Linked DNA regions of Homo sapiens: all the other regions are linked to region 3. A link is an interaction called in ENCODE POLR2A ChIA-PET data of the cell type or tissue named here. Cell type or tissue: MCF 10A. All regions are shown on one strand. Each heading gives the region's core, and the rest is flanking DNA. Links, peaks and the distances in the headings are about the cores only.

Region 1 (5,000 bases), core at 1-5,000, 170 kb after region 3:
TTCCTTAGTAGAATTAATTCTTTCTCTTAGATAGCAAAAACAATCAAGAATTCCTTTATTCGTCTGCAGTTGAGCCTCAGATGAGACTGCAGCCCTGGCCAACCCAACCTTGACTGCAGCCTTCTGAGACCCTAAGCAGATCGAGCTAAGCTGTGCTTAGACTGCTGATCCATAGAAATTGAGATAATAAATGTGTGTTGTTTTATGCCACTAACTTTGTGGTAATTTGTTATGCAGAGATAAATAATATAGTATTATAAGCTAGTACATGATTATTTATTCATTTATTTATTTTTTGGAGACAGGGTCCCACTCTATTGCCCAGGCTGAAGTGCAGTGGAGCGTTCATAGGTCACTGCAACCTCAAATATTCTAGAGTCAAGCAATCCCCCCACCTCAGCCTCCGAAGCAGTTGGGACTACAGGCACGTGCCACCACGCCTAACTAAGTTTTTTATTTTTATCTTTTGTAGAGACAAGGTCTTACTATGTTGCCCAGACTGGTCTTGAACTCCTAGCTTAAGCGATCCTCCTACCTCGGCCTCCCAAAGTGCTGGGATTATAGGTGTGAGCCACCATGATCTGTCACTAGTACATGATTTTACTTTCTTCAATCATATAAAATATTTGAAACAGACTTTTTTTTTAAAGATTAAGTATTTATGTTAACGACTTGGAAAAAACACTACTGAGAATCAGAAGACCTAGCATTGTCTCGATTCTACCTTACTAAGTCACGTTGTGTAAGATTCATAATCTCTCAGAGCCTCGAGAATTCTTATTTATAACCAGGGATAAAACCTGCCCTGTTGGTAAAAGAAAGTGAGTGAGACACTGTGAAAATTATAAAGCACTAAATAAACTAAAATCCAACTGCTTCTCACCAACAGTTCTGCTAACACTCTAGTGCAAGCCATCATCATTTCTTGCTGGGGTTATTTTGGCAGATTCCTAACTCGTCTCAGTTTTTGTTGTCGGCGCCTCGTTTAAGTTTTCATCACTGGCCCCTCTTTACAGTTATCTGAGTCATTCTTTTAAACCTAAATGAGATCATAGGACTCGTCTGCTCAAAATCCACCAGTGACTTCCCCTCACATCCAGAATGGAATCCACAGTGACCAAGGTCACACAAAATTAAGTCTTTACTGTTAACAAGTATAACATATTGCACCTTAACAAGATTTTCAATTGCAGGATCTTTAGTTTCGCTTTAAAACTGAGATGAGTGTTGGAAGTCAGGAAAACAAAGGCAAGGCTAATGGCAGAGGAACAATGAGCCAGTCTTCATGGAGTGTGGACTCTAAGAGGATAGAAATAAACTGGGAAGGCAGAAAAATGAGATGAGGAAGAAGGTAAATTTATTGAGTACATACTTTTGGTCTGAGAACTTTTCTATATGTAACAACTTTTACATTTTAAAAAATGAATGAACGGGATTAGAATCTTTGGTCTCTGATGCTAGGACTGGGCATCTATCTGCCTTATTCAGATATTCAAAAGGAGAGGAATAGATCTTTCTAAAAACTATTTTCAAAGATTAGTAATGTTCTGACCACTTCAGTTAAGAATTTTTGATGTTTAGTATTCTTTCTTTCACACTTTTGGATGGCATTTATGGGATGGGAAATCTTACTGGTCCTCAAGTCCGTGGGATTTGACAACTTCAGTTTATATTAAATCCACTTTGTTCTGCACTGTAGCCAGTGCTGCCTTAAGCATGATGTGGACCCTGCACCCTGTATCGTTCTCCCTACCCAACCCACAGTGTCCCAAGTATTAGAATTCTTCATTTCTATCTGCCAAAAGTCTAGTAAAAGATGAGATAAACTCTCTCTCTCAATGAAAACATGCTTCAGAATTACCTGCCCCCAGTGTTTACATACAGTCTAATGGCAATTAAACAAAGATCACCAGAGTGAACAGCTGGCCCCATTCTGACAATGAATGGCAGACGCTGAAGAAACACGTAATGGCTTGAAGGAGAAAAGCAGCAGGCTAATCCTCAGGGCTGAAGGCTCTTCTCCAAACTCAGAGGCAATGGACCCGAAAAGGACCAAAGATGTGCCAGACAAGACGCACCAGCAAGAAGGAAACATGTCAGTGGATAGGAAAGCAGCCCGTGCTCAAACACTCAGCAAAGAAACTGCTGCAGACCAACCTGAAGTGTTAGCGTGACACAGAACACTCATGACACTCACAGTGCAGGACAGACAATAGGCACCAAGGTCACTCAGCCAAGCTGGTGCCAGAGCCAAGGTATAAAACTAGGCTTCTTTTAAAACCTGCCAGAACTTTCTTTCATTTCCTCACACAGAAGCACAATGCATATGTACATTATCAACTCCTTTTATTATGCTATATGGAAGGGTATTACAAATACATAAAAGAATTTAACAAAATTAACAATAATTTTCATACATTACTTAACCAAGAGAGAGCTTTTAAACGTTGACAAAAAATGTGAAATTAAAAACACAAATATGAAGGGTAATTTTTAATTTTGGAAAAGGAAACAATATATCATTTTGTGTGTATGTATGTTTAAACAAAACTGACTTTATTTAGGTATCAGCGGGTTAGCCGAGTTCCTTTAAATAGTTAGGGATTTGCAAAGTGCAAAGCTCATGTAACATAATCTGTGTTTTCCTCAAATCCCCATCGGTCCATTTGCTTAAGAAACCCATGCTTCCTGGCAGGGTGCCGGCATACCAAACCTGCCCAGTCGTGCACAGTTTTATTTCTGTTACTAAATTAGGAAACCGAGTGGGCAATGTCTGGGACAACAGCAAAGAGAAATGCCTCGGCATCATTAGCCTGCAAGTCTCCCTAAAAGCTATATCATTATAAGATATTTAATTTTTAATTAGAGATACCAAGGCAATGTAGCCTAATATTGTGCAATACTAAGAAATAATTAAATGAAGACAAAAGGGAAAAATCCAAATGTTTAACAAAAGTATTCTTCTGAATAGCCTTAATCATGTTGTTAAAAATAAATGAACTACTACCACTCAAGGCTTAATTTCTCAATGACTGGTACTAAAATACTGCCCTCTTTTTCTAAGTGATGAAGGAGAAATGCGAAGTTATGCATCACAATTCTTACAAATATATACTAACATACTTTATGTAGAGCTCAGTTTGAACATTCAAGGAGATTTGAGTGGAGAAACACAAAGAAGGATTTCAAGAAAACAAAGCCACTGTTTTTATTTTCAAATTAATTTATAAATGATAGAAAAATATAGAAGGAAAAATACATAATATTCCTCTTTCCAAATTTTACTGACCCCAAATTTGCACATCATAGAGCTTTTAAAAAAAGATAGTAGCTATTAATTAACATTCTTTAAATAAACAAGCCCTGATATTTTATGGAAAGCTAAAGCTTGAATCCTGAAAGTGTTAGAATTTTAGTTTTAGCGATATCAGAAATACTTTTTTCTTATAAACATTTTGTTAAATTCAAACATCATAAACATTTTCTTAATTAATTTCAAAGTAGCATTCATTTTACTTTAGTTCTGTAAAATAAAAAATTAAATGAATATGTGCTAGAAAATCTACATCTTTACACAGATAATTTATGTATTTAAATATCAGAGTTTAGAAATTACAGAAAAATTAAACCAAGTTTCAGCGCTGTAAAAGCCCTGAAAGACTTGTCAACCATGACTATATTAAAAAGCTGTTCACAATATTTACTACCATTTAGCAAGACAGAAAATTCATTCACATTTATAAAAAATCCTGAGAGATGAACTCTTCCAATAACCATCCTGGCTGTTGGCATGCCTTCATCTAGTCTCCTTTTATATATACGTATTTATATGATCTCTAGAGCACAGCAAAAGGCACCTAGCTGATCTGACGTGTGCCAAAACCCAGAGCCTTTCACTTCTTTGGCTCAACTCCTACCGCTAAGATCTGGCCATCAGTGATGCACGCGAGCAGGTCCACAAGATTGGGGTGGGCCACACAGTCTCAAGTATCTCCCTATATTGTTGAAAAGAGGCACATTGTTGTGGAGGCCCAACAAAATGAGAGAAGCAAGGCTAAAGCTGTATTTTTACATAAATAAAAATAAAAGCAAGAAATAGATCAAATGATTAAAAATTATACTGAATAGGGTCGTGATCCCCATAGATCACTTTAATAAATAGTCTTTCAGACCCTCATTCTTGTTAACATTGCTACCTATACACACATAAAGAAATATATATAAGGCTGGGCACGGTGGCTCATGCCTGTAATCCCAGCACTTTGAGAGGCACAGGCAGGTGGGTCACTTGAGGTCAGGAGTTCAAGACCAGCCTGGCCAACACGGTGAAACCCCGTCTCTACTAAAAATACAAAAATAAATAAATAAATAAATGAGCCGGGCGTGTTGGTGCACACCTGTAATCCCAGCTACTCAGGAGACTGAGGCACAAGAATCACTTTAACCCAGGAGGCAGAGGTTGCAGTGAGCGGAGATCACATCACTGCACCCCAGCCTGGGTGACAGAGTAAGACCCTGTCTTGAAAAAAAAAGAAAAAAGAAAAGGAATATATATAAATGAATGGAGTGCCGGAAAAAGGAAAAATAAGTTTTGCTCTTCAAAAGACACCCCAATTAAAAAAATACACAAACCGCAGACTGAGAAAAAATATTTGCAAATCATATATCTGATAAATGACTTGTATCCAGATAATCACAGGGGTTGACAAAAGTTGACAACCTTGCTGTAAAGGGCTATTTATGTAAATCGTTTTTGCAAACCATATGGTCATTGTCACAACTACTCAACTCTGCCACTGCAGCATAAAAGCAGCCAGAGACAATATGTAAACGAATGGACATGGCTGTATTCCAAAAAAACTTTATTTACTAAATCAGATGAAGTGCTAGACTTGGCCCACAGGTCAGAGTTTTCTAACCTCGGTCCCTAGTATATCCGTACAGGTTATCTGATACTGAGTCTCTGACAGCAATTTTACAATTCTGTAAACTACAGATAA
Region 2 (11,395 bases), core at 2,888-7,887, 130 kb before region 3:
AACTTTTGGAGGAACTGCCAGACTACTCTCTAAGGAGTCTGAAGCATTTCACATTACCACCAGCAAAGTATGAGGATACTAATTTCTCCACATTCTCTCCAACACTTATTTTCTGTCTTTTTTTATTATGCCATCATGGTGGGTGTGAAGTGGTATCTTGCTGTGGTTTTAATTCTGCATTTCCCTAACAACTATAACATTAAGCATCTTTTCATGTGCCTATTGGTCATTTATTTATCTTCTTCGGAGAAAATCCTTTTTGAAGTTGGGTTACTGTCTTTTCATTGTTGCGATGTAAGAGTTCATATATTCTGGATACTAACACTTACAAATATATGATCTGTAAATACCTTCTCCCACTCATCAAGTTTTGTTTTGTTTTGTTTTTGAGACAGAGTCTCGTTCTGTCATCCAGGCTGGAGTCCAGTGGCACATTCTCAGCTCACTGCAACCTCCACCTCCCAGGTTCAAGTGATGCTCCTGTCTCAGCCTCCTGAGTAGCTGGGATTACAAGTCCCTGCCATCACGCCTGGCTAATTTCTGTATTTTTAGTAGGGATGGGGTTTCACCATGTTGGCCAAGTTGGTCTCGAACTCCTGACCTCAAGTGATCCACCCACCTCGGCCTCCCGAAGTGCTGGGATTATAGGCATGAGCCAACGCACCCGGCCTCATTTCCTTGATAGTGTCCCTAGAAGCAAAATGTTTTTAATTTTGCTGAAGTCCAATTTACCTATTTCCTCTTTGGTTATTTCTACTTCTGATGTTATTTCTAAGAAACCATTGCCAAATTCAGGATCATGAAGACTTAGCCTATATAGTTTTAGCTCTTACATTAAGTACTTGATCCACTTTGAGCCAATTCTTGTATATAGTGTTAGAGGTCTGAACACCATTTGTTAAAAAGGCTATTTCCCTCCATTGAACTGTCTTGGCATCATTGTGAAAAAAAATAATAATTAAAAAAAATCAATTGGCCATAAATGCATGGGTTTATTTCTAGACTCTTAATTCTGTCCCATTGATCTGTTTATCCTTATGCCAGTAACATACTGTCTAGGTTACAGTAGCTTTGTAGTAAATTCTCAAATTCAAAAGTGGGAGGCCTCCAACTTTATCCTTTTTAAAGATTGTTTTGGCTATTCTAAGTATCTTCAATTTCCGTATGAGTTTTAGGATCAGTTTGTCAATTTCGGGGGGGGGTGGGGGGGGGGGGGGGCGGGGGAGACCAGCTGGACTTTGATAGGAATTGTGTTAAATATGTTGATTAATTTGGGATGACTATAATCTTAACAAGATTAAATCTGCCAATCAATAAAGATGGTACCGTCTTTGCATTTATTTAGGTCTTCTTTAATTTCTGTCAATGATACTTTGTAGTTTTCAGTGTACAGGTGCTCTGTGTCTTTTGTGAAATTTATTCCTAAGAACTGTATTATTTTGATAATACTATAAATATAATTTTCATAATTTCATTTTTGGATTGTTCACTGCCAGTGCTCTATACGATTCTTGATTTCAAATGCTTCCAGTAATATAAAAGATGGTTAATTTAAAATTTTTACTGTATTTAAATATGATACCCTGGGTCCTCTAAATAGTATCCACTAGAATGAAAAAAAATTGATCTAAGTAAGAAACCCAAGTGGCTGTCTACTTTGCTAAAAGATGGTGAAAAACCAGAATCAAGAAATGCCAATTAATTTTAATCCCAGTTTTAATATAAGACAAGGCAACTACATTCCACACACAAAAATGATGCCATATATTTTCTTATAAAATATATAAATAAAAACCCACTCATACTGTATACTCTCTTTGTCAAGCTTGAGGAGAATTATTCTATAATTTGTAACACAATGGCAGATTCTTTACCCTTATGGAATTATTTTCTAATTACTTTTAATATAAGATAATTTTTCTTTGTTCCCACTAAACTAAGATGTTTTAATTAATGTTTACAATTAAATCCAGGCAAAATTCAAATTCTAAATTAGCCTGAGACTATCATAAGCTATTATTTTATGGAAAATGACTAAGGTATTCCATTTGAGCCTCAATTGTACATGCTATATTATCATATGTTTTTAAAATACAACATTATGTCGTACAAACACAATCACAGCCATAAAGAAAGGATTCGATAACAAAAACATAAACTGTACTTTGAATATAAATCTCATAGACTTATGGTCATTACCTGAAAGTGCAGTTTGGCTTTATGTAACTTTCATAAAGGCAGAACATACCCTACAAATACTCACACTAATTTTATGAAGTTCTGAATTAAATTAGGTTATTATACATTTTTAGGTAAAATTCAAAAATACTAACATCTGATTCAAGAAATAAGATCAATAAACATACAAAAATACACACAGCATTGAGAAAAATAATCCCTTACTAACTAGAAGAGAGCAAGAAATCACTATGACCCAAAGCCATTATGAACAATGTCATGCCATGCACATGGGCCTGGGGCCAAGAGTGAGCAGGTGGGGTCTGAAAGCCAACTTGTCTTCCACTGTCTAGCACCTTAACTGTAGCAGAAGCCACTATTTACTTAAAATCAGAGGGGCCTTTTCCAACTTTGCAAAGACTAGCTGTGGTCTAGCTATGATACCTCTAAACTATCTACTTGTTAGAAAAGTTAAGACAACTGAAATACTGAATACTGGTACCTTTGCCTAAAATCAGAACAACAAAATAGCACCTTCTTTTTTTTTTTTGAGACGGAGTTTCACTCTTATTACCCAGGCTGGAGTCCAATGGCACGATCTCAACTCACTGCAACCTCCACATCTCGGGTTCAAGTGATTACCCTGCCTCAGCCTCCCATGTAGCTGGGATTACAGACGCCTGCCATCACGCCCAGCTAACTTTTTGTATTTTTAGTAGAGATGGGGTTTCACCATGTTGGCCAGGCTGGGTCTCAAACTCCTGACCTCAGGTGATCCACCCACCTCGGCCTCCCAAAATGCTGACATTACAGGCGTGAGCCACCACGCTCGCCCAAAGTATTACTTTTTATCATGTGTTTACTTCTTATGTTTTAGGTAAAATAGTCAATACACCAAAACAAAAACAGGATGGGAGGAGGGGAGAAATCATCTAAAAATCTAAAACATGGTTTGAAAGATGGCATCTTTCTATTTTAATTTGGATTTCTCTGATTAATAACAAGTTATATATTTTTGTATGCTTCCACACAGTGTTTTTAGATTAGAGACATTCAAAGCTGAATGTTGAAAAATAAAAGAAGCTTAAGGGTAAACTGTTTACAGCCTGTTACTATTAGTGAAATATGCAACATGTTTTATACAATGAATAGCAAATATAGTGCAAGTACCTTACATTCACAGTGAAATTAACTAAATTTGATTAAAGCTGTAAGTAATTTTTTTTTGTAATGTCAATAATCACTCCCTTCACTTAACTGCTGAAGTTCAAAGTTTTTTTAAGTTGGGCTTCCTTAAACAGGACATATGATTATTTTAAAACTACATAAACCATTAGTTGATCATGGTAAATCATCCAAACTACTAACTTCAAAATTTTTATCTGGATGACCAGTCTATAAAATATCAAATGTATCAATGAATTATAATTTGATTTTCGGTGATTCATGTCTTCTACTACCTCAATTCATTTCTACAAAGCACAGCAAGACTATGGCTCAAAACTCCTACAGGAAATTATAAGAACTGATGATATAATCACAGGGCACCTTGAACTCCTTAGAGATAAGCATAGTATTACGAAAATCATTAGAAAGGAGACTTTGTAAACTGCCCTGTTAAGAGGAGAGCCCCTCCATCCATGCTCTTTCATCCTCAGATTAATTACACCAACATAAAGAACAACGTCCTGTCTTCACATGGGACACAAAAGAGAAATAAAGGATACAGCAAGGCAAGGCATAGAAATGAAAATGAGATTCTAATCCTCTACCACCAACAACTCACTCTCATAATTAATGCTCCCTCATTTGTAAAATGCAGATACTTATGCCTATCTCAAATACTTCTCAGGATGTCATAACTACTGGGGGAAAAAATGTTTTACAAATAATTAAATCATACAAAAAGATGAATTATCATTACTAGAAATAATCTCGGTTCTCTACATCATGATTCAAATATCAAATATATTAAAACCTTTTAACCTCATATCATCTGAATCAAACCTGATAAATGTGCTCTAAGTCTAACCTTATCAATATTTATTCAGTCAAATATGATTTTGAGTATATATCAGAGATGTAAAAATACATAAAACAAAAATTCACAATTCAAGGACTGATTACAAACTCAAGTTACAATTCAGATCTAAGAGAATATGAGCACTCCTAAAATCACCCACTATTCAACAATCATTAAATCCCTCCTCCACCACACCTAGAAGTCAACAATTTTCCTGATTATTGTGGTAGCAACTCTCTTTTGTGGTTGTTGTTGCTGTTATTCATTTTCCGTTTCATGGCATAAGCACATATCCCTAATCATCATAGCTTATTTTACCTGTTTTATTTTTGCATGTTTTGTTTTTACTTTATATACGTGGAATCACACATAATGTGTGATTTCTGGCTTCATTTGAGAAACATCTTGTGATATTTATCCATAGCTATAGTTATTCCATTTTTACAGCTGTAAAGTACTCCACTGTATGAATGTATCATGAGTTTATTTATGTAGCCAACTATGATGAACATCATATTGAGTGTGAGGCTATTACAAACAGCTACCAACGTTCTTTAACACATCCCTCCACACACATGTACATGTATTACTCAAGTGTATACCCATGAAAAGAAATTAATGCATCACAGGGTATGTAAATGTCAAGATGTTTCTTAAAGTGGCTGAGTTCCCATAACCTAACATCCTCTCAAAAACTTGTACTATAAATCCCTTTTTAAAATTTCAGCCATTCTAGTGGGCATATGGTGGAGCCTAGTTTTTTTTAATTCGCATTTCCCAGATTATTAATAAGGTTAAGCACTTTTTTTTCCACGTTTCTTAAATATCTGAATTTCTTTTGTGAAGTATTTTTCATGTCTCTTGCCCATTTTTCTATTGGATTGTCTCTGTCACATTGATTTGTAGAAGCGCTTTGAATATTCTGATACATGTCTTTTGTCTGTTAAAGGTACTGCAGATATCTTCTCTACTCTGACTTGCCTCTCTTTTCTTAATGGTGACTTTGCAAGAACAAAATTTCTTAATTTTAAGGTAGTCAAAATTATCAATTTTTTAATACTTGCCGTTTTGATTTTTTTTTTAAGAAATATTTTCCTGGCCAAAGAGCATGAACCTGTTCATCTATATTAGCTTCCAAAAGTTTCAGTTTTGTCTTTCATGTTGAAATATACGAATCATTCTTAAACTGATGTTTGCATATGGTATGGAACATAAGTCATTTCTTTCCATACAGATTATCACTTGTTCCAGGACGATTTATTGACTAATTCTTTCCCTACTAAAGTGTGCGTTTTGTCATAAAGCAAGTGTCCGTGTACATGTGAACCCTTTTCCAGGCATTTAATTTCTTTTGTTTATCCTTGTGGCTTTATTTCATGAAATCAGTGACTGTAGATTTATATAAGTTTTTAATAGAGAAAGTTCTTCCACTCTGATCTTCTTTCAAGACTACTTTAGCTATTCTTGGGCCACAAAATTTCCTTTAAAATCCAACACAGGGCATGATCTCGGCTCACTGCAACCTCTGCCTCCCGGTCTCAAGTGATCCTCCTGCCTAAGCCTGCTGAGTGGCTGCGACTACAGGCATGCGTCACCATGCCTGGCTAATTTTGTATTTTTTGTAGAGACAGGGTTTTGCTGTGTTGCCCAAGCTGGTCTTGAACTCCTAGGCTCAGGTGATCCACCCACCTTTGGCCTCCCAAGGTGCTGGCATTACAGACACGAGCCACTGCACCCAGCCCCTTTTTTTTTTTTTTTAAATCTAAAATCTAAAAAGTACTGTAAAGCTCCTTGGGCCCTGAGCCAAGAATCCTACAAAAAAGCATACCAATTTACTTGTTCATGCTTTATGTATAAGGTCTACCTTTCAGGCATAAAGAAGAATGTAACGTCTGTAAATGTGTTGAACAAATCTAAGCTTTCAACATTGTTGGTAGCTTGGATGTCCACCTTGCACAATATAGTTCAACTTTGGAAGTTGTGATAGGCAGAATAATTATGCAGGAAAGAAAACCACATCCTAAATTGCCAGAACCTGTGAATATGTTACATTACATGGAAAAGGAGAATTAAGGTTGCAGATGGAATTAAAGTTGGTAATCATTTGTCCTTAAAATAGGTAAATTAATTTGGATTATCTGGGTTGGCTCAAAGTGAACACATCTTTAAAAGTGGAAGAGAGGCAGGACGCAGCAGCTCACACCTATAATTCCAGCACTTTGGGAGACTGAAGCAGCCAGATCACTTGAGGCCAGGAGTTCGAGACCAGCCTGGCCAGCATGGCAAAACCCCGTCGCTACTAAAAATACAAAAAAAATAGCTGGGTGTGGTGATGCGTGACTGTAGTCCCAGCTGCTTGGGAGGATGAGGCAAGAGAACAGCTTGAACCTGGGAGGTGGAGGTTGCAGTGAGCAGAGCTCACACCACTGTACTCCAGGATGAGCGACAGAGCAAGACTCTGTCTCCAACAAAAGCAGATAAACTAACAAAATTTTTGGAATATTGTTTGGGATTACTTTGAATTGAGAATAATCCTCAGAAGAGCATGGAGTATAGCCCTCAAAAGGATATAACCTTAATGGGCAGTAAATTAACCCCACGGAAAAGGCTTCTCTGGACCAACACTGACAAGCTTAAACAAAAAGATTCAGCTGATACTAACTTATACACGTACAAAAACAAAGTCCAACACTATATAGAAGATACCAAAAAAAAAAAACAAAACCCCTAAGCCCAACAATGTCAAACCACAACATCCAGCATCCAAACATTATAGGGAATGAGAAGAGGCAAAAAAATGTGGCCCATATAATAAAAGTCAATCAATATGAAGAGATTCAAAAATGATAAAGTTAACAGAACTGACAAGGGCATTAAAAAAAGATTATAAATAAACTTAGTATGTTACAGAAGACAAAGAAAAATAAGAACATGAAGAGAATAATGGAAGAAATAAAACTTCCAGAAATGAAAAATGATTTTCAGAAATTAAAAACACCCTGGATGGGATTATTCAATGCAGAAGAAAAGATCAGTGAACTTGAAGGCATGGTACTGTTAACCAACCAATAAAGCACAGACAGAAAGAAAAGAATGAAAAACAAAAGCAGTATCAGTGCCAAGAGAGACAATATTTCAAATATATAACTAAAATTACAGGGGAAACAAAAACAAAAACCTGGAGTAAGTGGGATATTTGAAGAAATAGTGGTGAAACATTTCCAAATTTGGTTTTAAACAATAAACTAAAAAATCTAGGCAGCATTATTGCAAAGAAAACCATACAAGGCCCATCATAATCAAATGACTAAAACCTAGTAATAAAGTCTTAAGAGTAGCCAAAGAAAATAGAAAACTTACATACTGGGAACAAAAGGTAAGAACAGCAGACTTTTTGTCAGAAACTATGCAAACTATTTCACAAACTATTTCACAAAATTTAATAGTGACAAAGACCTAATTCATCAAGAAAACATAAAAACCCTTATTACGCATGCACCTAGTAACAGAGCCTCCAAACACATGAACCAGTAAAAGGAAAAATAAATCCACAATTGAAGTTGAATATTGAACACTTCTCTTTCAGAAATTATTGAAACAAACAGAAAATCAAAAGGGACACAGAAGTCTTAAAAGAACACTATCAACCAATGTGACCTAGTTAACATTTTTAGAAAACTCCACTCAACACATTCTTCTTAAGTACACACAAAACATTTACTAACACTGGCTGGGCATGGTGGCTCACACCTGTAATCCCAGCACTTTGGGAGGCTAAGGCAGACAGATCACTTGAGGTCAGCAGTTCGAGACCAGCCTGGCCAACATGGCAAAACCCCATCTCTACCAAACACACACACACACACACACACACACACACACACAAAATCAGCCAGGTGTGATGGCTGCATGCCTACAGTCCCAGCTAATCAGGAGGCTGAGGTCACAGGATTGCTTGTAGCCAGGAGGTGGAGGTTGTAGTGAGGCAAGATCACGCCACTGCACTCCAGCCTTGGTAACAGAGTGAGACTGTCTTTGAAAAAAAAAAAAAAAAATTTTACTAACACAGACCACCACAACTGTGTCTTATAATAAATCTCCACAAGTTGACAAGAACTTACATCACACAAAGTATGTTCTTGGACAACAGTAGAATTAAATTAGAAACCTGTAAGAGAAAGAAATCTGGAAAATTAACCAAATATTTGAAAATGACGTGGGTCAAGGAAAAAAAATCACAATGGAAATTTTAAAATACTCTGAACTCCATGTAAATGAACACACAACATTACTAACATTGTAGGATGCAAACAAAGGAAAATTAAAAGATTAAATACTCTTTTAGAAAAAGAAGGAAGTTTGCAAATATCAGCAACGAAAGAGGGAATATCACTACAGATTCTTCAAATGTAAAAGAATAGGGATTCTAAAATACAACTTCGTGCCAATAAATTAGACAACTTACATAAAATAGACAAATTCCTTGAAAAACAAACAACTAAAGCTTATTTAACAAGAATTAACATAAATCCAAATAGCCCTGTATCAGTTAAGGAAACCAAATTCATAGTTTTGTTACAGTAGGTAGCTAGTCAGACATGAGCAGGGCAGGAAAAGCTCCCCACCCCTACACACACACACACACACACACACACACACACACACACACACACGAAAAGCTCCCCACCCCCACCCCCCCACACACACACACAAAAAGCTCCCCACCCCTACACACACACACACACACACACACACACACACACACACACACACACCCCAGGAATGTCAGGCAACCACCAGGTGACGGTCAGGCAGTTGTTAAACTGTCTCTCTAAAATGATAATTGGTCGCGGCCCAAGCCAGTGAAAGGCAGTCTCCCAACAGATAGAAAACACCTGAAGCTGGTGATCAGCCGCTTCCCTATAACATCTCAGGAGTTGGACATATGGGCTCCAGCATGCGCATTAAGAGGCAAAATGGTAGCGTTTAACTGGTATATGACTTCCTAGGGACATTGGACTGTTAAGGGAAGAATACCTCAAGGAAGCATACATACGACTTCAGTAAACACACTGCACAGGCTCCCCTCCCAAGTGCTAGGCCACTGTGAATGCAGACAGCCCACCCCAAGGGAAGAATCAGGGCAGAAGGGACACAAGACCCCAGAAGTATGCCAACATATAAAACCCTGAGTCAAAGGTCAAACCACGCACTGATCTCTCACGCTGCCCACTTGGCCCTCTTCCAAGTGTTCTTTACTTCCTTTCATTCCTGCTCTAAAGCTTTTTAATAAACTTTCACTCCTGCTCTAAAACTTGCCTCGGTCTCTCCTTCTGCCTTATACCCCTCAGTTGAATTCTTTCTTCTGAGAGGGCAAGAACTGAGGTTGCCGTAGACCCATGCAGATTCACCGCTGGTAACAGTTTAAAACCTTCCCACAAAGAACCTCCAGGTCCAGAGGTCTTCATTGGTGAATTCTACCAAACACCTAAAGAAGAAATAACATCAATTCTATGCAAATTCTTCAAGAACAAGAAATTTTAACTCATTCTGAGACCAGCATTACCCTGACACACACACACACACACACACACACACACACACACACACACACACACACAAAACAGACAAAAACTACAATCCAATGCCTTCTATGAATGTAGACTTTTTAAAAGAGTCAACGCAATTTTAGCAAGTGAATCCAGCAATACACAAAAAGTATAACACATCATGACCAAGTGATAATTATCCTAAGAATACATGAATGGTTGGTTCAATATTTAAAATCAATCAATGTAACTGACCATATGCACAGACAAACAGGAGGGGAGGTAGGTGACCATATTAATAGATGCAGAAAAAACATTTGGCCAAAATTCAACACCTACTCGTGAAAACGAAAAAAAAAAAAAAAAAAACTCTGACCAAGACCTGGTGAAAAACTCAAAGTTTTCCACCTAAGATCAGAAGCAAGGCAAGGATGTTAGTTCTCACCACTTCTATTCAACATTGCACTGGGACTACTAACCAGTCTAATAGAGCAAGCAAAAGTAATAAAAGGTGCATAAATTTAAATGGAGGAAATAAGATAGTCTTTATTCACAGAGAAGATAATGATCTACACAGATGATTTGAAGAAATCTACAAAAAAGCCACTAGCACTAATAATTAATTTAGCAATATTACAAATTATAAAGTTTTATATAAAAATCAATTCTATCTCTGTAGACTAGCATCAATCAATTGGAAACTGATATTCTTTTAAATTCCCATTTATAATAACAAAGTTAAAATAATTAGAGATGAATTTAACAAACTATGTGTCAGACCACTGCACTGAAAACTACAAGACACTGCTGAGAAAAAGTAAAGATGACTTAAATGAATAGAGGTACCAAGCTCACGCATTAATAAGATTCAATATCCTTAAGAGGTCAATTCTCCCAAATTGATCTCTAGGGTAAAAACATTCATAATCAAGATCCTGTTAGGCTTTTTTTGTAGAAATTAAGAAGCTGATTCTAAACTACATAGAAAGAAATAAAAAGGATCCAGAATAGAAGAAACAACTTTGAAACAGAAGAACAAACTTAGAGGATTTACATTACCAGATTTTAAGATTTACTATAAAAGCTTCAGTAATCAAGACAGTGAAGCACTGTCATAAGGATATATAGATCAGCAGAACAGAGTCCTGAAACAGACCCACACATAATGGCCAATTAATGTTCAACAATGGTGCCATGATAATTCAACAGGGGAAAATATAATGTTTTCAAAAAAACTGCTGGAACAATATGATATCTATATTCAAAGAAATAAACTTCAACCCTTACCTCACACCATATACAAAAATTAATTCAAAATGGATCACTGACCTCAATGTAGTAGTCCAAAGAAGTTCCAAGACATGAAGGAAAGCCAGGAGAAATTCTGTCTAATCCCTATGACAAACCTTCAATTTCTACTGCAGCAGAATTGTAAAGAAAATCTCTAATCTGAGCTTCGCCAGTTAACATACGAATCTATTCAAAAAGAAAGGACATTTCCAATCTAAACACTCAAGAGTAACTCCTAAACAAGTAGTTATTAACTCAGGCACAACCCATAGAACCATAGAAGGCCCGTCATGAAGGATAAGACACTGTCTACATCCTTAGAGACTAGTAGAGGAAGCAGCATAGAGAATTCCCT
Region 3 (11,395 bases), core at 3,534-8,533:
TCAAATCGCCTTCTTTATCATCCCACTGTGGGGCTTCTGTCTCTGACATGCGTACCCCATCTTGCTATGGTTTGAATGCTTGTCCTCTCCAAACTCATGTGGTATTTAATTGCCATTGTGATGGTATTGGGAGGTAGGGCCTTTAAGAGATATTTAGGTCATGAGGGCTCCACCTTCATGAATGGACTAATGCCATTATTATGGAAGTGGGTTTTTTATAAAGAGTGGGTTTTCCCCTTTTATGCTCTCTCTTGTGCTCTCTCTCTGCCCTTCTGCCATGTTAAGGTGCAGCAGGAAGGTCCTTCCCAGATGCCAGCTCCTCAATCTTAGACTTCCCAGCCCCCAGAGCTGTGGGTCAATAAATTTCTGTTCACTGTACATTACCCAATCTGTGATATTCTGCTATAACAGTACAAAATAGACAAAGACATGTCTTTTTCAGGATCTGACCCTACTGTTCTTACCCCATGAAGGTTTCCTTTTGGAAATTTCCAATCCCTGTCCCTCCCTGAAGCAGCCATCTTCTGTGGATTTAGTGCACCCTTTAGAGTCCTTCTTTATCCTAATCTGCTTAAAAACATATTTTCCCTGATAAAGTAAGTCTCCCCTTGAGAGAAGTTCCCATATCAACCACTAACAGGAAATGGAGCTCCCAGTACATCGTGACTTATATAAAGCCATTCAGAGTCAACCCTCGAGCATCTCAGATGTGTGACCCAGAGGTGTGACATTTATATCATGTGTGACATATATGACACTGTGTGTGACACATTTATGACAGATTGTGATCTGTGGGTGGCCTCACCCACAGACTGATTTTTTATTCTTTATTGCATCTACGTTTGCTTATAGTTAATTTCGCCTGGTTTAGCACTTAATCTGCTCTCTAATTTTCCTTCTTTCGGAAATTGGCTTTCTCAGCCAAATGATGAGGTGCCTGAGAGCCGATCCTTTTCCTCTTACTTCATTCACTCATTTGACTAATATCATTTGAGCTCTTGCTGTGGGCCAGACACTGTTCTAGAACCCAAGGATACAGCGCTGACCAGAACAGCTTCTACTCTCTTGGAGCTTACATTTCTTTTTTGAATTGTATGGCAGTCCATGACTGTCAACATTCTGGTCCTGAGGATTCTTGTGGTTTTGCTGGGCACAGTCACACGCTGGGAGCTTTCACTGGCTCCATGCATTTGGCTCTGGCTTCTCCTGGTGGGGGCTTCTTTTCTAGCTGTGTTGACACGTGCCCTAGAAAAAGACCACTCTCCCCAGGTTTAGGCATTGCCATTTGATCCTGGGCAAGGCACTTGAACTTCCTAAGCCCCTTTCCCAACCTGTAAAAGACAGGTAATTCTACACAGCAGGGCTGTCGTGAATTGTAAGTGGTTAAAGTGCACTGGCACCATGCAAATGTCCCTCATGATTGCAGCACAATCATATGCAGAGATGCATATTCAGAATCCAGCTCCCACCCCTCCCAGCATGTCCTTGTTGCTCTGATTCTTCCAGAGGTCTCCTTTCCCTGGGAAAGAAAAGAACCAGCAGAATACAAATACCAAAGAATCCAGTTCTTGACTTGGGAGTTTCAAAATGGGCTTTAAAAATGTATAGAAGAAAAAGTAATCTTGTGAATCAAGACTTTTGGCTATGCAAGAGGGAAGCTTTTTGAAAGAGAAATGGTTTACTGAGTTTCAAAGAGAAACTAAAAACTCTTAAAAAATTGGAGCATAAAGTGTATTTCCCAAAGAGTGGAAAGGAAAGAGGACAGGAGAAGAGACCACATGAGCAACGTGACGTGCAGACCAGAGCCAGGTTGCCAAGGCCAAGGGAGAAGGGGCTGCTGGAAGGGAGAAGTCTGTGAGCCCTCCTGTCCTACCAGATGGCTCAGGCTCAGGGGAAGACAAAGCAACCCCTATATGAATTTTGGGGAAAGCAAAGGGTAGGAGAACCTTACACCAGCTTGCTGGGCAGGAGAGCTGTTGAGAAGAGATGGGCGTGGGGACAGCAGAGTGACAATGGGGTCTCCTGCAGTCTTACTGGGCCTGTAGATTGGGAGAGTAGCCCAAATTGCCTATGCTCCTGAGATGGATGTGGTAGTGAGCAGAGAATGGAAGCCAGAGGCCCAGGCTGGCGGCTAATTCTCACGTGACAAGCAGACACAGTCATCAGTGGCAGAGAGGGCTGGGCAAGCCAGGGGCCAGATGGAGATATGTTCAGTCCCGTAGACACTGACATGTGGGAATGCTGGTCGCTTCAGCAGATACCAGTGGAAATCAATGTTGACGTTAGGAGCCAGCACAGGATGACTCGTTATAATCAGCATAGGATAGGATAGGCTCTGCTGTAGTAACAAACATACCCCAGAACTTAGTAGCTTGACACATGAACATGTGTTTCTCTTTCACTGTGGTCTAATCCATTGCATGTCGTGAGGGTCTCCTAAGTAGCTCCCTTCCAAGCCATGACTCAGGAGTCCAGTTTGCTCCATTTTAGTTTTGACTTCCAGGATGGCCTCAGCAGAAAGGGAGGACTGGAAGGCTGCACAGGGGGTTTCCCACTGCCTTAGCAAGGAAATGACATACAGTATATCCCCTTACAGCCCCTTGGCCAGAACTAACACCATGACCCCAACCTAACTGCAAAAGAGGCTGGGAAATGCAGTCGTCCATGTGCCCAGGATGAGGGAAATTAAACGGGGCTTGGGAAAACCTAATATCATCTCTATCACCACCACAAACCAGGCATGTCTTAGACACAATGATCTGTACATTCCCTGTGAAATTGAGATGTCATTTCAGGGAGAAAAATCCTAAATTTCAACAAGCTTTAACCTAACTTGAGAAATCACCGAATTCAATTGGTTTTCCATGGAAATGACTAGGTTACCTTTTGTTTTTTTGTCATTAGGGAGAAATGGGGACTAAAGATAGGAAGCAGTTTCTCATGGAAAGGCAAATAAAGTTGAATCTTTGCACACATGAGAGCATGGGCCATGGCATTTGTGCCTGCTCCATTATTATGGGTAATATATTGTTATTGCTGGGGAAAAAAAGCTTACAGATTGTTTGTCAGAAGTGGGATAGCATAGAGATGAAGTGCATTGGCTCATGGGTTCAAATATGAGTTCTGGCCTTTGCTAGCTGGTGTACAGGTTAAATAGGATCAAATGTGGAAATGATCAGCTCTGTGCTGGACACACCATACATTCACAATAAGGTTAGCAGCTGTAAACATCCACAGCTCAAATGAAGATCCAAGGAGTTTAACCTCCCATCTGGTGCTTTTTCATTACCCTACCCTGCAAAGCTCTTGTCATCGTGTTTCCACTTTTAAGATTAATGATGATAATAATAATAATGATGCTAGGAGAAGAAGAAAAAGGAGGAGGAGGAGAGGAATTATCATTAATTGAGCTCCTCTAATGTGCTGGGCATTTTACATAACTCACCTCATTCAATACTTAAAACAACTCTGTGAATTGGGTATCATTATCACCATTTCACAGATGAGGCAATCAAGGCTTACTGAGGTTACATAACTTGCACCAGGTCATAGGAAGTTTGAAAGCACATCCATATTGAGATCCAGCGCTGGCCCTGTCATCCACTAACTGTCAGACCCCGGGTGAGTTGCCTGACCATGCTAGGATTTGCTTTCTCTGCCTATAAAAGAGAAATAAAAATAGTACCTATCTCAAAAAGAAAAAAAAAGTTCATAAATTATTTGACCTTCTTCCAACCAAGAGGTGGGATCTCTGTCCCTCCCCCTTGAATCTGGGCTGACCTTAGTGACTTACTTATAACCAAATAGAATGGAGCTCAACTTCTAAGGCTGCTCAGAAAAGGCCATGTGGTTTCTGCTGGTTCTCTTGGAACAGTTGCCTTTGGAGCCCGGAGTGACACATAAGTTAAATTGTGTTATCCCCCCAAGTTTTTATGTCTAAGAATGTGAAATTATTTGGACATAGGATCTTCATAGAGGTAATCAAGTTAAGATGAGGTCATTAAGGTGGGCCCTGATCCAATATGACTTATTGGATTATGAATTTCCCCCTTATAAAAGGGGGAAATTTGAGTAGAGAGACCCACATAGAAGGAAGATGATGTGCAGACACGGGGAGAAGATGGCTATCTACAAGCCAAGGAGGAAGGCCTGGAGCAGATCCCTCCCTGACAGCCTCAGAAGGAACCCACCCTGCTGACAGCTTGATCTCGGATTTCCAGCCTCCAGAACTGTAAGGTGATAACTTTCTGTTGTTCTAAGCCACCCGGTTTGTGGTACTTTCCTATGGCACCCCTAGAAAATGAATATAATTGTTACACAAGAAGTCTGACTACCCTGAGGCCCATGAGGAAGCCCAGGCCACATGGGGAGGACGCTTCTGTGTATTCTGGTGACAGCTCCAGCTGTGGTCCCAGCTGACAGCCAGCATCAACCACCAGACACGTGGGCAAAAATGTCTCCAGATTGTTCCAGCCCCCAGCTGTCAAGTCACATCCCCCAACCCTTGTTTTCAAGCGTCCCCAGATGAAGCCCTAGACACCATGAAGCAAGTAGACGCTGTTGCACCTTGTCCGAATTCCCGAAGCACAGCATCTGTGAATACAATAAATGGCGGCGTTATGCCACCAAGTTTGGGACTTTATGCAGCAACACTAACAGGAGTAGCCTCACACCTAATGAGGGCCCCAGCCAGGCTCTGAGCCAGGGCTCTGGCCGTGGACTGCAGGCCTTTGCTCTGCTCTCTCATGCAAGCTCAGCAGCATTGCTTTCTCAGAGGGTGCCCAGGTAGGAAGATCTTTGCTGAGTCTTCTCTCCAGGGAAGCAGGGCTGGCCCACGTGGGCTTAGACTCTGGTTCACCTGTGGTTAACCTCCTTTCAGGAAGCCATCTCCCCAGCTTCGTTCTCCAAGCTTGGAGAGCGGGCCAGGCTCCTGAAGGCAGCCATCAAGTGTGACCTCATCGAAGTATGGCTTGAACCTGTTCTCAGGGTCATTTGGCTGATGAGTTTGTGCAACATCAGGGCTGTCGGGAGGCAGAATATGAGCTGGATGTCTGACCACCTGGGTTTAAATTTTGGCTGTGCAACACTAGCTGTGTGGCCTTGGGAAGTTATAATAACCTCCCTGAGCCTGTTTCTTCAACTGCAAAATGGGGACATAATAGCACCCACCTCATAGGGGTTCTAGTGAAGCTCAGACAAGCCATTTTCTTGTGAATCATGGAGCAGGGGTCTGCCTAGCACAGGGTCAGTCCACAGCCCATGTTAGCTACTGTTGCTAGTCATCAATATCAACTGTTTACTTGTAGGGATTTGTTTGTTCTCTCCAATGCAGACTATTTTAGTGCCTGGAAGCATCCTTGCGAAGGAGAAAAGTAGCTTAAAATAAACCCAAGAATGTTGAGTTCTTTCAAAAGTTAATTTACAAAATAAAAAGGTTCCAGACAAATCTAAGGTAGCATTGTTATTACGGGTTTTATTGTTCCAAACAACCTTGAAAAACTAACTCTGGAGCTCCAAAGGGTAGCAATTAGGCCTCTGGTGAGAGCCCTCAAAGTATTTAAAGCCTTGCCAAGGCACTCATGGCTTCACTTCCTTCCCCATTTTGTGGTCGCCGTGTCTGCCTGCATCCCCCACCAGGGCCCAGGCGGGAGCGTGGGGAGGGCCGCGCGGTCTCCCCGCTGCTGCAGGAAACGCTGCCTGCTGTCTGAAGACTCCCAGAAAGAGAAGGCTGAGAGGGTGACTCAAAGTGAACCATCTCCTCCCCCAACCCACGTCCCCCACCCTGCACGCTGCACCGTGACAAGACCCCTCTTCTGAGCCCAAGACTGAATCACGGCTCAGGGCCCTGGGATGCTCACACACCCCTTTGCCCAGCGCTGGCCAAGAGATCCAACTGCACGGTGGCTTCATGGGTCTGAGCTAATTCCCTCCTGAGCTGCAGCTTACCCCACGGCAGCACTTCGTCAGAAACAGTCTCTGGGCTTGCTGCTGGCAGGCTGCTTGCTGGCTGTGAAGTCTTCATCCTGCTCTATGCGAGGCAAGGCTTGTCCAAATATTTGGCTTGATCCTGCTTTCTGATTCATCATGTGCAGGAACCTCCGTAATTTCATCTACTGCGTGACTCAGACAAGAGCTGAACACAAGTGCCGTGCACCGGAGCCCCGGAGCCTGCACAGAGGCCAGGCCTGCATCTTCCCGGGCAAGCCTCCTGGGCTTGGGGAGAGATGCTGGCACTCTCAGGATCAGCTAGCCTGAGATTAAATCTCTTTTGTCTGAGATGATTAACAGAGCCCCAAACACGCCTCGACACAGGGTGTGAGGTGCACTTTGTACCTTTTCCAAGATTTTTTTTTTCTTTTTTAGTGCTAAATCCATTTGCATCTCATAAATTATACTGGCTTCCAAAATGAAGTGTTCCTGACAGCCGCAGGCAGGGTGTGGGTTCCATTGAAACGCTTTTCCCTGTCGTCCCCTCTCTCACTCTGAGACCCTAGAAGATATCCTGCTGATCTTCTAAAGGAGGAGGGGAGGCAGTGAGTGACCTAGATTTCAAATCAGAAAGACAGGTAGAGCCAGCTCGCCTGTCTTCAAAAGGCTGCCCGTGCACTGGGTTCTGGGGTTTTGGAAGGAGCCAGAAGGAAGATGTTCCCCGGGCTCCTACCCAGATGCTCCTGCTTATAGGTAACGTGGTCATTTTCTCCTTCAGCAGGTTTTTCAGCTTAAGAAAGGCCACAGGTTGGGCCAGTGGGGCCCGCGAACCCCCTCGGTGCCCCTAGGTAATGCTATCTGGGGTGGGGAGGGAGGGGAAGTAGAGAGTGATTGACAGTAGAGGTGAGGCACTCCTTGTGGAGGTGGTGGGGCAAGGGAAGGGGACCTCCGGACAGGGGGTCTGAACCCTCCTTCCACCACTCTCCAGCTCTGTGGCTTTGGACAAGTGACTCGCCCTCTCTGAGCCTCTGTTTCTTCATGCACTCATTCATTTCCTGGGTATCGCGTCTGTGCCAGGGCTAGGCCACCCCATTGGCGCTTAGGTTCTAGACATTACACAGTCAACACAGCCCTGTGCCTCTAGAGCACGTCCAGTGGTGGGTGAAAACCAAGCAGAGGACAGAGTTTGGTTCAGGCCAGAACCACACGGCCGTCAGTGAGCTAGGCCAGGGCTGGGCAGACGAGGGGTCCAGCACAGAAGACTGAAGAGGTGCAGCCAGGGAGGCAGGAGGGACCCAGGGAGAGTGACAAGAAAGGGGAGAATGCACACCCCACACAGTGGGAGCTCAGGACATGTCGCTGCTGCTGTTATTATTTGATCGCTGTCAGTGGGCGTGGCAGTATGCTTGGGGCGAGGATGCTGAAGGGAAGGGAAAAGAAGAGCTGGAGGAGGGTGGCTTCGCAGCCAGGGTAAATAGCACAGCCAGATGGCTGCCATCATTTCCCGCCACTCCAGTCGCCCTCCTGCCTCCAAGTCACAGGCAGGCTTCACTTTGCGCCATGACCCGAAGGTCAGCAGGCTGGGGTTTCACAAGTGGGCGTTCCAGGTCCGGGGCCCGCACAGGGAGCACTCCGTCCATGGTCAGGCCTCCAAGTTCCCATCCAGGAGCAGCTGCCGGAGCTCTGGCCCATCCCAGGGGGCCCCAGCTGCTGTCAGCCTGGAGTGGGTCAGAGTGTGGGGGTGAGAGAGGCAGGCCCACCGGGGACAGGGGCAGCTGTCCTTGCCCTAAGGATCTGAGTCACACTCGGGCCAGGGAGCCACGGCCAGGGGCACTCCAGGCTCTGCGGGGGGGGCGTGCAGAAGGTGTGGTGTGTATAGTCACACATGCATATGTCAATGTAGTGTATGCGTATACTGTACGTATATGTGATTCTTTTATCGGTATATTCATAGGTTTATTGAATTTCCATATCCTAGATAGTGGCTATCGTTTATCACCTTTTTCTAAGCAGGGAGAAACAAGACTCAGAGAAGTCCAAAGAAACTAAGCCGAGAAGCAGACAGCAGAACAAAATTTCAAGCCCCACGTTCTGCGCCTTCGGGCAACGGCCATGAAACAAGAGGTCACAGCCGCGGAATGGCTTGAGCCCCAGCTCTCATCACAGATTTCGTTATGCTCCAATGGTAGAAACAAAGGGAAGGTTTTGTGTCTCCTGTTTTTAAGGTTGAGAGAGAGCCATAGAAGGGGACAGAGCTTAAACAAGGCCCCCTCCTGCCTTTCTCCTGCGTAGGCAATGCTGGCCCAGTGGCCCCATCCACTGGGTGTCCCTGTGCCCTGGGCTCCTGGAGGAACCCTGCTGACCAGAGGAGCTCCCCGAAAAGCCCACACTCAGCACTTTTCACCCCCTTCCCTTCCCCTTTCACTTCCTGACACTATTTGGGGCTGTGTCTGCCTCCTCCAAGGGCACAGCGTTCCTCACTCATCTGGGCGTCCCAGGGTGCCAGGCACGATGGCCTGCGATGGGGGCTCACTCTGGTCACTCACCTTTGTATCCACAGGGAAATGGGGAAGCTCTGCAAACCCGGGCCAGGGCACAGCTTGGACAATCTGTCACCAGTGTGCAGAGTCAGCTGAGAAACACAATCCTGCCCAGGCTTTCTGTGGCTGCGGCCAAGAGGGTAGGGCTGCTGGGCTGAAGGCTGTCAAGTGACTGGGCAAAAAAAGCCAGCCTCAGCCTGCATGGCCGCAGCAGTCCATCCTGCAACAGAATAATTCCTCTTAGTGGGAACAGGCCTCCCACGCTTATCACAAAGCGCGGGCTGCCTTTCCAATGCGGCTGGAGGAGATTTACAAAAAGAAAAGGAAGTCGCCCTTACATCTTGGGGAAGTTTAAAGACACCTGGAGAATGAAATCTTGGATTTTACTTTCCTGAAAGGCTGAGGCTAGGCATAATTCTCTGCCTTTGTTCCCCTCCTTTGTCTTGGTTAAATGTTCCTGGCCATACTGTACCTGTGGTTTTATTGTCGTCCTTTTTGGGAACAAGCAGGATATAAATCAGTCAGTGAAATTTTAGAATGTAGCTCTTTGGTCTAGCATCTAAGTAGATAAAGAAGAAACGGGCACTTAATAAGTGCCTCTGGAGGCTTGTGATTTGCATGGGGCTCCCAATGAAAGGTAAAGTCTTTGCTTAGAGGTTACACACACCGAATGCAGGGTGGTCCTCAGGCCTCTGGTCACAGCATGCACAGTGCTGGTGCCTCGATCTGCAAACCTGGTGCGCGCAGCCGCTGGGGACCATCTGCCCCAAGGCCACCCCAGGACTTATCAGAAAGGAGAAGAGTTGGCCGGGCGCGGTGGCCTGGTGATCACACCTGTAATCCCAGCACTTTGGGAGGCCGAGGCCGGTGGATCACGAGGTCAGGAGTTCAAGACCAGCCTGGCCAAGAGGGTGAAACCCCGTCGCTATGAAAAACACAAAAATTAGCTGGGTGTGGTGGTGGGTGCCTGTAATCCCAGCTGCTCAGAAGGCTGAGGCAGAGAATTTCTTGAACCTGGGAGGCGGAGGTTGCAGTGAGCTGAGATCACGCCACTGCACTCCAGCCTGGGTGACAGAGAGAGACTCTGTCTCAAAAAAAAAAAAAAAAGAAAAAGAAAGAAAGAAAAAAAAAGAAAAAGAAAGGGGAAGAGTCAAGTTTCCTGCTCCTTGCTGCAGCCGGCTTGATCAGTGCTCTAGAAAAGGGGGGTGGGTGTCTCCAAACAGCCCCTACCCCAACTTCTTGCCACTGTTGGCTTCCCCGGGTCTTTCTCAGTGCCAGGCAGGGGTCTGACAACAGCAGGGAGTCCAGGCCTTGGAAGGGTCCCCCCAGGCAAAAGCTGATTTGCCTGTCCCCATGCGGGGCACAGGGTGCTTGGAAGTGGTTGGGCCTTTGCAGGGGGGTGACCGCAAAAAGAAAGTGAGATGTGTTGCCGCCACAGCGGAGGGCTTGCCAGAGCCAGCATCAGAGTTGGTGGGTTCCCTGACGTATGGAAAAGATCCAGGGAAAAGTTGTAAAATACTGGGCAAAGGATTATATGGAATACTTTAAACACCTGAGCCAGGTTGTGGAGGGAAATAAGTGTTATGACAAGCCACACATCTGCAATCCCTGCCCTTTATCTGGGAGGGCAGGCGTGTTGAAAACCTTGAAGTGAAGTCAAGGTCAACATGCCGTCCTGAGTCATTAGCCATACACAGATTAGTAGGTTAATACAGAACAGTCTCCACAGATGAATTACACCCAGAAGCCCCGTCCTTGGTGTTGACACCGAAAGTTTCAGTTATCACAGGGAGAGCGATGTCTGCTTAATTTTGATAGGGCTTAATTATTATGATAAATGCCTTTGGAATTTAACCCTTTCATTCCACCTAGTGTTATGGCCTGTATGTCTGTGTTCCTCTGAAACTCATACGTTGAAACCTTAACCCCCAGTGGGATGGTATTAGGAGGTGGGCCTTTTGGGAGGTGATCAGGTTTAGGCAAGGTCTTGAGGGTGGTGCTCCCATGATGAGAGTAGTGTCCTTAGAAGAGAAAGACACTAGAAGTCTCTCTTCACCTGTGAGGATACAGTGAGAAGGCAGCTATCTATAAACCAGGAAGCTGGACCTCATCAGATCCTGGATCTGCTGGTGCCTCCAGAACTGGGAGAAATACATGTTTGTCATTTAAGCCACCCAGACTGCAGTATCTTGCTATAGCATCTCTAACTGACTGAGATACCTTATTAGAGCTCTCCAAAGAAACAGATCGAATAGGAGATAGAGAGATGGTAGATAGATAGATGATAGATAGATAGATAGATGATAGATAGATGATAGATAGATAGATGATAGATAGATAGATAGATGATAGATAGATAGATGATAGAGAGATAGCAGGTGGATAGACAGAAAAATAGCTACATAGCTAGCTAGCTAGACAGACAGACAGATAGATAGATAGATAGATAGATAGATAGATAGATAGATAGATAGATAGATTTATTATGGAAATTGACTCACAAGATTATGAAGGACAAGAAGTTCCACAATCTGCCATCTGCAAGCTGAAGACCCAGGAAAGCTGGTGGTGGAATTCAGTCCAAGTCCAAAGTCCTGGGAATGAGGGCATAGGGAGGACACTGGTTTAAGTCCTGATATCCAAAAGCCCAAGAACCGAGAGCCCCAATATCCAAGGACAGGAGAAGATAGATGTCCCAGGTTAAAGAGACAGAAAATTTACCCTTCCTTCACCTTTCTATTCTAAGCAGATCCTCAATAGATTAGATAATGCCCTTCTACATTGGGGAGGGTGGATCTTCTTCACTCTGTCAACTGATCCAAATGCTCCTCTCTCCCAGAAACACCCTCACAGATGCACCCAGAAATAATGCTCTACCAAGTATCTGGGCATCCCTTATCTCAGGCAAGTTGACACACAAAATTACC

The links. Peaks named below come from ENCODE experiments on the same cell type or tissue, not always from the same donor. Only the 100,000 strongest peaks of a DNase experiment are listed, where the experiment ranks them.
Region 1: POLR2A ChIA-PET joins it to region 3 with 5 read pairs; 2 of 35 experiments call an interaction of 5 or more read pairs at or near these places.
Region 2: POLR2A ChIA-PET joins it to region 3 with 8 read pairs; 1 of 35 experiments calls an interaction of 5 or more read pairs at or near these places.

What each region holds. Positions count from the first base shown.
Region 1 is chr15:99,303,971-99,308,970 of GRCh38, reverse strand. The region is part of intron 5 of LRRC28 (leucine rich repeat containing 28); the gene reads right to left. Among named protein-coding and RNA genes, the nearest start is that of LRRC28, 55 kb to the right of the region's middle. In MCF 10A, for the core only: no CTCF peak of the experiment used is centred there; a DNase peak (open chromatin) is centred at 2,700.
Region 2 is chr15:99,600,235-99,611,629 of GRCh38, reverse strand. The region is part of intron 2 of MEF2A (myocyte enhancer factor 2A); the gene reads right to left. Among named protein-coding and RNA genes, the nearest start is that of MEF2A, 40 kb to the right of the region's middle. In MCF 10A, for the core only: no CTCF peak of the experiment used is centred there; a DNase peak (open chromatin) is centred at 5,929.
Region 3 is chr15:99,471,354-99,482,748 of GRCh38, reverse strand. No RefSeq gene overlaps it. Among named protein-coding and RNA genes, the nearest start is that of LINC03080, 42 kb to the right of the region's middle. RefSeq lists silencers at 5,871-6,165, 7,351-7,645 and enhancers at 7,073-7,748, 7,749-8,425. In MCF 10A, for the core only: no CTCF peak of the experiment used is centred there; a DNase peak (open chromatin) is centred at 6,078.